Regions from separate parts of the Homo sapiens genome. Here region 2 is linked to region 1. The links are chromatin contacts, found by Hi-C or POLR2A ChIA-PET in ENCODE. All regions are on one chromosome and are shown on one strand. Each heading gives the region's core, a stretch centred on a gene start or an enhancer-like site at or near the end of the contact. The rest is flanking DNA. Distances are from core to core; before and after follow the strand shown.

What was found. A loop is a pair of places that touch in the nucleus more often than their neighbours do. ChIA-PET counts read pairs that join two places held with the same protein, here RNA polymerase II (POLR2A). Pooled maps may share reads with other maps.
Region 2: a loop to region 1 is called in a pooled map, with 4 times the contacts of the local background. The contact joins the promoter of HDHD2 here to the promoter of ELOA2 in region 1. A Hi-C loop is called at or near these places in 1 of 50 pooled maps. POLR2A ChIA-PET finds 5 or more read pairs at or near these places in 2 of 52 experiments (A673 and HEK293).

Annotation. Positions count from the first base shown.
Region 1 is chr18:47,032,698-47,037,099 of GRCh38, forward strand. It overlaps ELOA2 (elongin A2), which reads right to left and starts at 2,924. Exons shown (of 1, transcript NM_016427.3): 1 at 1-2,924. The coding sequence starts at 2,567. The coding sequence ends at 306. The region is part of intron 3 of KATNAL2 (katanin catalytic subunit A1 like 2); the gene reads left to right.
Region 2 is chr18:47,147,367-47,151,888 of GRCh38, forward strand. It overlaps HDHD2 (haloacid dehalogenase like hydrolase domain containing 2), which reads right to left and starts at 3,134. Exons shown (of 7, transcript NM_032124.5): 1 at 3,012-3,134. RefSeq lists an enhancer at 2,543-2,602.

The DNA of each region.
Region 1 (4,402 bases), core at 1,674-4,173:
CTTTTTCCTTATTTATGATTACAACTAGGGTGTTTTTAAAAATTATCAGTGAACATCCAAAATAGAATTGTTCCCAATGCGTTCATATCTTCTGAATTCTGAGGTGTTCTCCAAGCTGGGAGGTAGTGGCTGGGTGTGGGAGGCAAAATCACAGGGCCAGCACATGACACCTGCAGAATTCAAAGGCTCAACTTTGCACCAAGTTAAAGGTTCTGGTGTCCATTGGAAGTTTCGTTCCCCAACCCGCATTGACTTTGCCAATGCAAAAATCCCCCCAGATTTTATCTGCAAGGCAAGTCCTGAGTTTATCGTCGGGAGAATCTTCTCTTGTAGTCTCGAATTGCCTTGGCCATCAGCGGGGCCACTTTCTTGGCAGCCTGTTTCCGGGTTTTGGCCGCGGGCGCCGCGTGCTCATTGCTGCTGCTCAGGCAGGGGTTGGCCCGCTTCTCAGGGAGCCAGCGAAGGATGCTGCTGCTGCTGTCTCTGCCACCGCCGCTGCTGCTCTGGCTGGAGGGAGTGTGGCTGCTTCCCGCGGGCTTGGAGGCTGGCTTGATCTCCCCATTTTCGGGGTCAGCGTCTCCTGCAGACTTCTCTTGCCTCCTTGAAGTATCATAAGGCGTCTTGGCCACAGATTTGAAACAGATCATCTTTGCCTCTCTGCCGTTGGGGTTGTTTCCACGTGCAGATCGGATATTCGTTGTCATTACTCTCAGCCGCTGCTCTGGGGCGTCCGGAAGCCGCAGGTACTGCTCCCTCCAAGTTTTGTTTTCCTGTGGCTTTTCTTCCTTGAAGTCCTGGAAACAATGATTCCTCCGTAATTCGTCTGTCTCTCTAACGAGTGCGTGATTGTCTTTCTTTCTGCGATACAGCTGATCGGGCCTCCACCCTTCCAGAACAGGTTCAAGAACCCAGTAGGGGACCTCTCCCACGTCGCTGAGGGCGTCCGGATTGTTTCTAAGCACCTGGGCACACTGCTGGCGCAGCGTCGGCACCTGGAGCTGGCAGGCAGGCCTGGAGCCCGAGTACACCGGCATCTTAGCATTCACTCTGCGTCCAGGGAAAGCAGCTTCCTCCCGGAACTTTGGTGAAGAGAGTGCTTCTGGCTTTGCCTGGGAGGTCATGGAGTCAGAATCCGAAAGCGGATCGTAGTTGGCCTGCATCCAGGCCTCTGAGAGGTCCCAGAGCTCTGAGAAGACATGGCTGGGCACCGTTTTCGGCCCGGCGGAATCAGCGCCGGCCGCCTGCAGCCTCTCTGACTGGCTTTCCTGGACAGGAGGCAATTTCTTAGCCGAATCCCAGGACTCACGAGTGCCCTTGGATTCGTTTGCTTTCCTTTGTTTATCTCCAAGTGCAGTGGTGGCAGATTTTCCAGTCTTTTTCTTTTGCTTCCGCAACTGATCGTAGGTGAGGTATTTTTCACATGACAGAGTGGGCTGCTCGAATTCCTCAGCCATATCTACCTCCTCCACCTCAGAGAGGGAGCTCACGGACGTTCTGTCCAAATGAGCAGTCGGTGGCTTCCCCTCTTGAGTCTCTCGGTCGTTGGAAAGCTGCTCTTTCTCCTCGGGCGACAGGCCGTGTGTCCCATTTCCTGGGTCCCGGCCGTCTAGACTGGGCCTCTTCTTGTTCGAGTGACTGTGCTGAGGCCTCTTCTGGTGACTGTCTGGAGCCTCCTCCAAGGCAGGGACACGCTGGCCGCTGCCAGCTTGCCCCCCTTCCTTGTCTGTCTTGAAGTCCGAAGGCTGCCTGTCCCTGGCACTTGCCCAGGAGGGCATCCTTGGGGTTTCCTCTCTTAAGCAGGCCCCGCATGATTTCTCCCTGATCAAAGTAGGGGAGTGCCAATCTCCCTGGGCACACAAGGGGCGTTTTTCCTGGCGAGACGATTTGTGCCCCTTGCTGTGGCTCACAACGGCTTTCCCCTGGGGTTGGCCCTGGCAGCCTGGACACAGCAGAGGCCCGCCCTGAGCCGCGTGAGTGTGGCCTCTTCCGGGTTGCTTCCCGGGCGCAGCGGGCTCAGGGCCCTCGGGCATCCGGAGGGGAGCTGTGCGCGTTGGAGAGGCCCGATAGCGGCCGGAATCAGCTGGGGCTATTCTGGGGCACTTTCTCTCAGCTCTGGGCTCGCGACTGTGAGACCTCGGGTGAGGTCTCTGTTGCCCCGGAGGTGTTCTGCGTGCTGTCCGTCTGTGCTCAGGGCTGTGAGATGGGCTCCTGGGGGCCGTCGCGTTTTCTGGGAAGCCCCAGGCCTTTTCCTGGTCCTGAAGAGCCTCCCCGAAGCGCTGTCGGGAAGCGCTCTCCTCAGGGTCCTGTGGGCCAGGCCGGGTGTTTCGGTCCACGAGCACCAGCTTCTTCCACCGGGCCGCTAAGTCTCTGGCAAAGTCGCCCACGTGCTGGTGCTTCCGCAGGCGCTTCACCGTCTTTCTGATTCCAGTCTCCGCCAGGATGTCTGCCGTCATGGGCAAGGCGGAGAGTTTCTGCAAATATTTCTCTAGCTTTTTCGGCTCCGTCTTAGTGGCCAGACGCACCTGCAGCTTCTCCACTGCGTGCAGCGTAGTGGACCCTGCCGCCATCTCACCAGAGCTGTGCAGGCGTCGCTGTCCCGGCGGTCGCAGCTCTGTCTTTGGGGCTGCGGGACAGGAAGTCTGGGGTGGCCGGTCCTCGCTGCCCGGTCGCCAGGCAGCGACCTCGGGATGTGGAGTCACAGCCTGGAGCGAGCTGGGTCCTCGGAGCAGCAGGCCACTTGGTCTGGAACGGCCGTCCTTGCAGACAGCTGAGCAGGCCCGCTTTTGTTCCTCGGGATGTGGAGCCACAGCCTGGAGTGACCTCTGCAGTTTGCTGTGCAACAAAGAATGAAGCTCTGGTGCCAGAGCTGGGCCTTATGTAGCCCATCCCAGGCTGACACTCACGGCTCTAGCCCTGACCCTCTTAGCTCTTGGGCTGCCCCGCCCCCATACGTACTCATGCCGTCAGCACAATGCAGACAATCGGGACGGTCCACGCCAGGTGGACTGCTGTGCCCCAGAGGTTGATTAGGTTAATTTCAGCCTCGACACACCCCACTGAGTTTTACCGTTGACCTTCCATGTTCGCAGGTTCCACATCTGTGAATTCCAAAAAACACAGACTGAATCTTCTTGGGAGTAAAACAGAAAATAACACAGCAAGACAAAATCATAGAAAGAAGAACCAATACAGGATAACAACTCTTTGCCTAGGACTGATGTTGTGTGAGGGGACTTCCCAAATTTGTCAAAACAGGGATTAAAAGACAAAAATAAAACCGGTAGATTTTATTTCTTAACATCTGCTCCATCAATTTCGAGACAGTAGTTCGAGCACTGTCTTGACCCCGCCTTGTCCCTCAAGCCCTGATGTTTCTGGGAATTTAACTATTTCCAAGAAATCTTTTTTCCATTATTAACTGAAGAAAACTGGGTGCCGTTTGCAGAATTTTTAATACGAGGAAATAAATAGAAGTCAGCAGGTTCCACATCATGACTGCAAGGTGGACGCCTCATGATCTCCTTTTGAAACTCTTGCCAAACTGCCCTTTGTTCAGTGAAATGCTACAGCAAGAACTTTTTCATGATTAGGTAGAACTCTCTGGTAATGGTTTTTCTGCTCATGCTTTGGCTAGTTTTCTCAAAAACTCTGTTAGTAAGCATATTTGATCTTGGTTTGGCCCTTCAAAAAGTCTTTTAGTCATATCTTTTGAGCATTCCCCAAAACTGTTGCCATGACCTCTTCTCTTGACTGGTCCTCTCTGTCTTTGACTGGAGTGCTGCCACCTTTTGGTAGCCTTTGTTTTGTGCTCTTTCTTCAGGACTATCCAGTGTAGCCATGTTTTATCCCCGCTTACAAATCTTGGAATAAATATTTCTGGATCTTCTTCCACCTGTTTTAAAACTTTAAAGAAATTTTTACTCTTGTCTCTAGCTATTATTGTTGAAACAGATTTGGTATCTGGATCGGACTTTAATTTTCAGTGACAATTATTAAAACAGGATCATTTGAAATATCTATGGTTTTTTCTCTTATTTCTGTTGTTACTTATTTACCCTCTCAAATTAGGGAACACTTGGTCCTATGTTTCTGAGCATAGTTGACCAATTCTGACATTGTATTAAATTCAATAAATGTCTTTTCTGGATCTGTAGACACTTCTTTTGATATTTCTAGCATTTTTTTGGGTTGTACAGCATTTGAAAGTTAGGAAGTTTCCTGGCAGAGCCAGGAGATAGTCAGGAAACAAACAAGAAACAAATTAGAACCTACAGGTATATATATTCAACCTTTTAGGGGAATATTAGATGCAGGGACTGTAAAACAGAAGTATAGTAAAGACATTTGAAAGAAGTGATGTATGCTTTTTAACTGTTTGTTTTTGAGATTGAAAGCTTAATGC
Region 2 (4,522 bases), core at 1,884-4,383, 110 kb after region 1:
CAAGAGCATCAACTATTACCTCCCTGAGACAGAAAACAGCTTGTTCATCAAAAGACTAGACCGTTCCTAGGGATTCCATTTGGATGTGTAATAGTTAAAAAATTATTTGAAGTACACTACAAAAGAATGGACCAAAAAAAGGCATTTTCTTTTCATATATACAGAGGAATCTAAAATTGCTTCTCTCAAAACCCAGCTTTTATGGGAGATATCTAATATTCAAGAAGAAACGTTACCTCTGAAGGTGATTAAAGAACAAATATGAACAAGACCAGAAAAGCAATGAAAGTAAGAACTGTACTATTTACTTGGAGCCAAGGAACTGTCATAATACATATTTATCATTTTAATCCTTACTGAAGCATCCACACAGGCTTAATGTTACCAAAACATTTTAAAAGCCTATATTCTTTGCTCTCACCAGTTCCATAGAACGTACCTTTTAAACTCTAAAATGCTCTTCTGGAGCACCACATATTTGAGAGTGACTGACTAAGGCCTAGAATAAAATTGAGGTGCCCCACTCATACCTCAAAATATACTTACTTCTTCAGTTAGTCCCACTAACTTGATCACTTGATCACTATGACCTCTCTTCTTGTCCAAAACTTTGTTTTTTCTTTCTTTTTTTTTTTTTTTGGAGACAAGGTCTGACTCTATCTCCTAGGCTGGAGTGCAGTGGCACTATCTCTCAGCTCACTGCAACCTCTGCCTCCCCGGCTCAAGCCATCCTCCCACCTCCGCCTCCCAAGTAGCTGGAACCACAGGTGTGCACCACCACGCCCACCTAATTTTTGTACTTTTAGTAGAGACGGGGTTTCACCACGTTGCCCAGGATGGTCTCGAACTGGTGAGTTCAAGTGATCCATCCGCCTTGGGCTCCCAAAGTGCTGGGATTACAGGTATGAGCCACCAAGCCTTGTCTGAACATGTATAATACTCGTTACCTGAACTACAAGCTGGTATTTGATAAAATGTAATTGTAAAATACTAATATAACCCTCAAAATAACTATAAAGGCTTCAAAGGTAGTGCCTGATTTTGTTTATCTTGAGTCCATACCCATCTCCCATAATCGGAACAAATTACATGGGACACCCCTTAGAAGAGCCATAAACCACTGACAGTGGTACATATTCAATGCAAAGAAGAAAAGCCATATTCTCTCATCCCAAGAGGAGAACTTCCAGATACTTCAGAGGACATCTGGGCTTGAATATCACTGGGGCATCTCAATCCAAGTCCTTTCACCCTCAAAGGTGCTCTTTCCCAGCCATCCTTATGAGTGGTTGGCAGCACCATCAATCCAGACACCAAATTATGTCAGTTCTACTTCCTTTACAGTCTTATATCCACTTACTTCTCTTCATCGTTTTTAAAACTACCTTTTTGAAGTTGGAAATCAACTCTCATCTAGACTATTTAAACAACTTCTTAATTGTCCTCTCTACTTTGCATCTCCTATTACCAGCCCTAAATTATTCCCTACAATGCAACAGTGCAGTGGTTAAGGACAAGAACAAAGGAGTTGTATAAATTTATAGCCTGGGTATACATCTCCACTCACTAGCTGGGTGAACCTGGGCAACCTTCTTAACCTTTTTGCCTCAGTTTCTTCATTGCTAATGTAGAAATAATAACACAACTCTAATGGTTGATAAGAGGATTAAAGAAAGTAATACCTATAAAGAATTGTGAATTGTGTCCCGCTCAGAGAAAGGTTGGGTTATGTATGTGGAGGGCTGGGAGAGAGAAGCAAGGAGGGAACATTATGGATATATCAAGGGCTACAAAAATCACAGGATACACATGATGCAAAGTTCTAAAGCATTAGTATAACTTGAGGATTTGAGAAAACACATCTAAATATATATTATGGCATATTATTCAAAACTTGCATACTTACAACAAGAGATTTTAATACAAATTTTCCCTTGGGAAATTGGGGCGCTACAAAACATGCCTCCTAAAACCCCTGGGAAGTACAAATTTTCTTTCCTTCCCTATATGGTTCCAGACTTTTCTGGAACCACTGTAGGCATTCAATAAATGACGGTATTATTCAGCCACTCCCCAGTTAAAACTCTTCCAGTGACTCCCCGCTGACCTCTGGATAAAGTCTGAACAATGAACACTGGTGGACAGAGTCCTGGTTTACCCTCTCCAACACATTTGTCTCTACTAGCACCCAAGTTCCATGGTACTGCAGGCGGCCAAGAGCTCTACACTTTGCCTCCCTCGTTGCGGGACTTTTGTCTGCAACTACTCGGGCCCCTCTACACCCTCATCTCCTGGCCAATCCCTTTAGCCCTCAGTCTCTGATAACCATCACTTCCTCTGGCGTGCCTCCTCTGGGTCCAACTCCTTTTCTCCCAGAGTTAGGCTAGGAGCCACCTGTGGTCCTACTACATTTACCACTGTCCTGGTTACCAGCCCGCGCCTCTCCTACTAAACTGTTAAGCTCTGTGCATAAGGGACTGTGTTGCCTTTCCCACTGGGTTATTTAGGCGTTCAATAAAGATCGTGAATTAACTCATGAATCCCGGTGTCCACAGCTGGAAGGCCCCAACAACAAACTCTTTCAGCACCAACTCAACTTCCATCCCCCCATCTCTTGGCTGGGAAGGGGCCTCAAGACTGGTCACTGCACTCGGTTCTAAACCAAGTACCAGGGCCTTAAAAACGCCAAACTGACCAGGAGGGACGCTAGCTCCAAAATACAGCCCAAGAGCACGCTTCGAGGAATGACTGACACACTAGCTTCACGATCCGCCCCGCAGAGACCCACAGCGCGCCTCGCGCCCAGCTATGCGCACGCGCGGGGCCACTGCAAAGAGGGCGGTTCCGACGCGGAAAACAGGGAATGCGCACAGAGCAAGAGCGCACGGCCCGGCTCGAGAGGAGGGGCGGCCTGGGGGCGCCACTAGTAGTTCCCGAACCCTGTCACAAAATCTGCAGCCTCCCGGCCCCAATTGCGCTTCTTCCTCTTCAGTCCTACAGCGGCTTCTCACCCACACTCCGTACGCCGTCCTCAGGAAAGGCCCCCGCTAATGGCAAAGCCAGCCACCCGCACTGGCCGCGGGTCCTCAGCCGGGATAGACAGCCCCGCTGCTGCCCGACGGACGCCGGAAGTTGGGCCCTGGCCGCGCCGGAAGCCCCGGATTTCCCGGCTCCGCCCCACCCCTTCGCCCGGGATTTCCGCCGAGGCGGTGCAGCTACCGCGCCGTGTTGTCCTCTGTCTGCACCGCCGCTGACGGAAAGCTAGGCCCTTCTGGAGACCCGCTTTCCCAAGGGCGCGGCCTCCTGGGCCGGGATGCACGAGGAAAAATAATCCCCTGCCTTTCTTCGGTAGCTGTTTTCCAGTCCACAGCACCACTGCTGAACCGAGCGTTACTGAGTAGCGTTCTTTGCCTTCACCCCTCCCTTCCTCTACCACTTGTCCACTCTCGAGGTTTAACTAAGAAGTCATACTTTACTAGACAACCCAATCTCAGAAGTCGTCATTTCCCCCTTAGCTACTTGAATAGTACCTGGCACCTCTTGCTTCCTCCATTAACTACTCCCTCGGGCAGCGACGTCCCTCCTTTCCCTCTTCTCTCCCGATTAGAGCCACTACGGGCCGTGCCTTCCTCTTCCACGGGAGCTCTATCTTGGTACACCCAGAACCACCTCCCTCCCTAACCCGCTGCCACACTCGTGGGGGTCTCTACCTGTCTCCTCTTGATCCAGGTAAGTTATGTGGACCTGAATAATAGAGTACAGAAAAGTCACTCTTATGCACTCACTATGAAAATGACTGAACAACTTTCTGGAGCCGTGTTGACATAATAGGATACTCACTCGGGTTACACCTTATACAAGGGTTATACCCCTTGATAAAACCACTGCTCTGTCCTTGACTAGGGACCCATATATGCCACCCGTATGCCACAATCTAACACCCCCACTACCCAAGGCTGCAGTCAGCCCTGTTAGGAGCTGTGACCCATTCTGTCCCTTGGACTAGGAGCCATCTGCTTTTCCTCCCCACTGGATCTGAAGTTTTTTTGTCTTACTCATATATGCTAAGTTTAAGTTTTCTGTGTGAGGGTCTAATTGGTTGAAGGAAAAAGGATTTGGTCCTAGTTTCCCCTTATGAGCCAGCTGTCTTTGACCAGATTAAGACATCACCAAAGGATTTTAAGTGGGTAATATAAGAAGTGTATTTTTCTAAATGCTTCCTCTGCCTGCAGTATGAATAGATAGGAGAGATGCCAGAATGGGTGAGACCAGATAAGAGACCCACTGCAGGGCCACAAGAGAGATACTTGAACTAGAATGTGTGGAAACAAAGCAAAGAGGATAAATTCATAGGAGGCAAAACAGAAACTGGTGACAGATTAGATTGGGGTTAGGGAGAAGGCATCAATTATCAGGCTCCAAGACTAGGCAATTGGGTAGTGTAACTGATTTTTTTTTTTTTTTGGAGACAGGGCCTCACTCTGTCACCCAGGATGGAGTGCAGTGGCACAATCATGGCTCA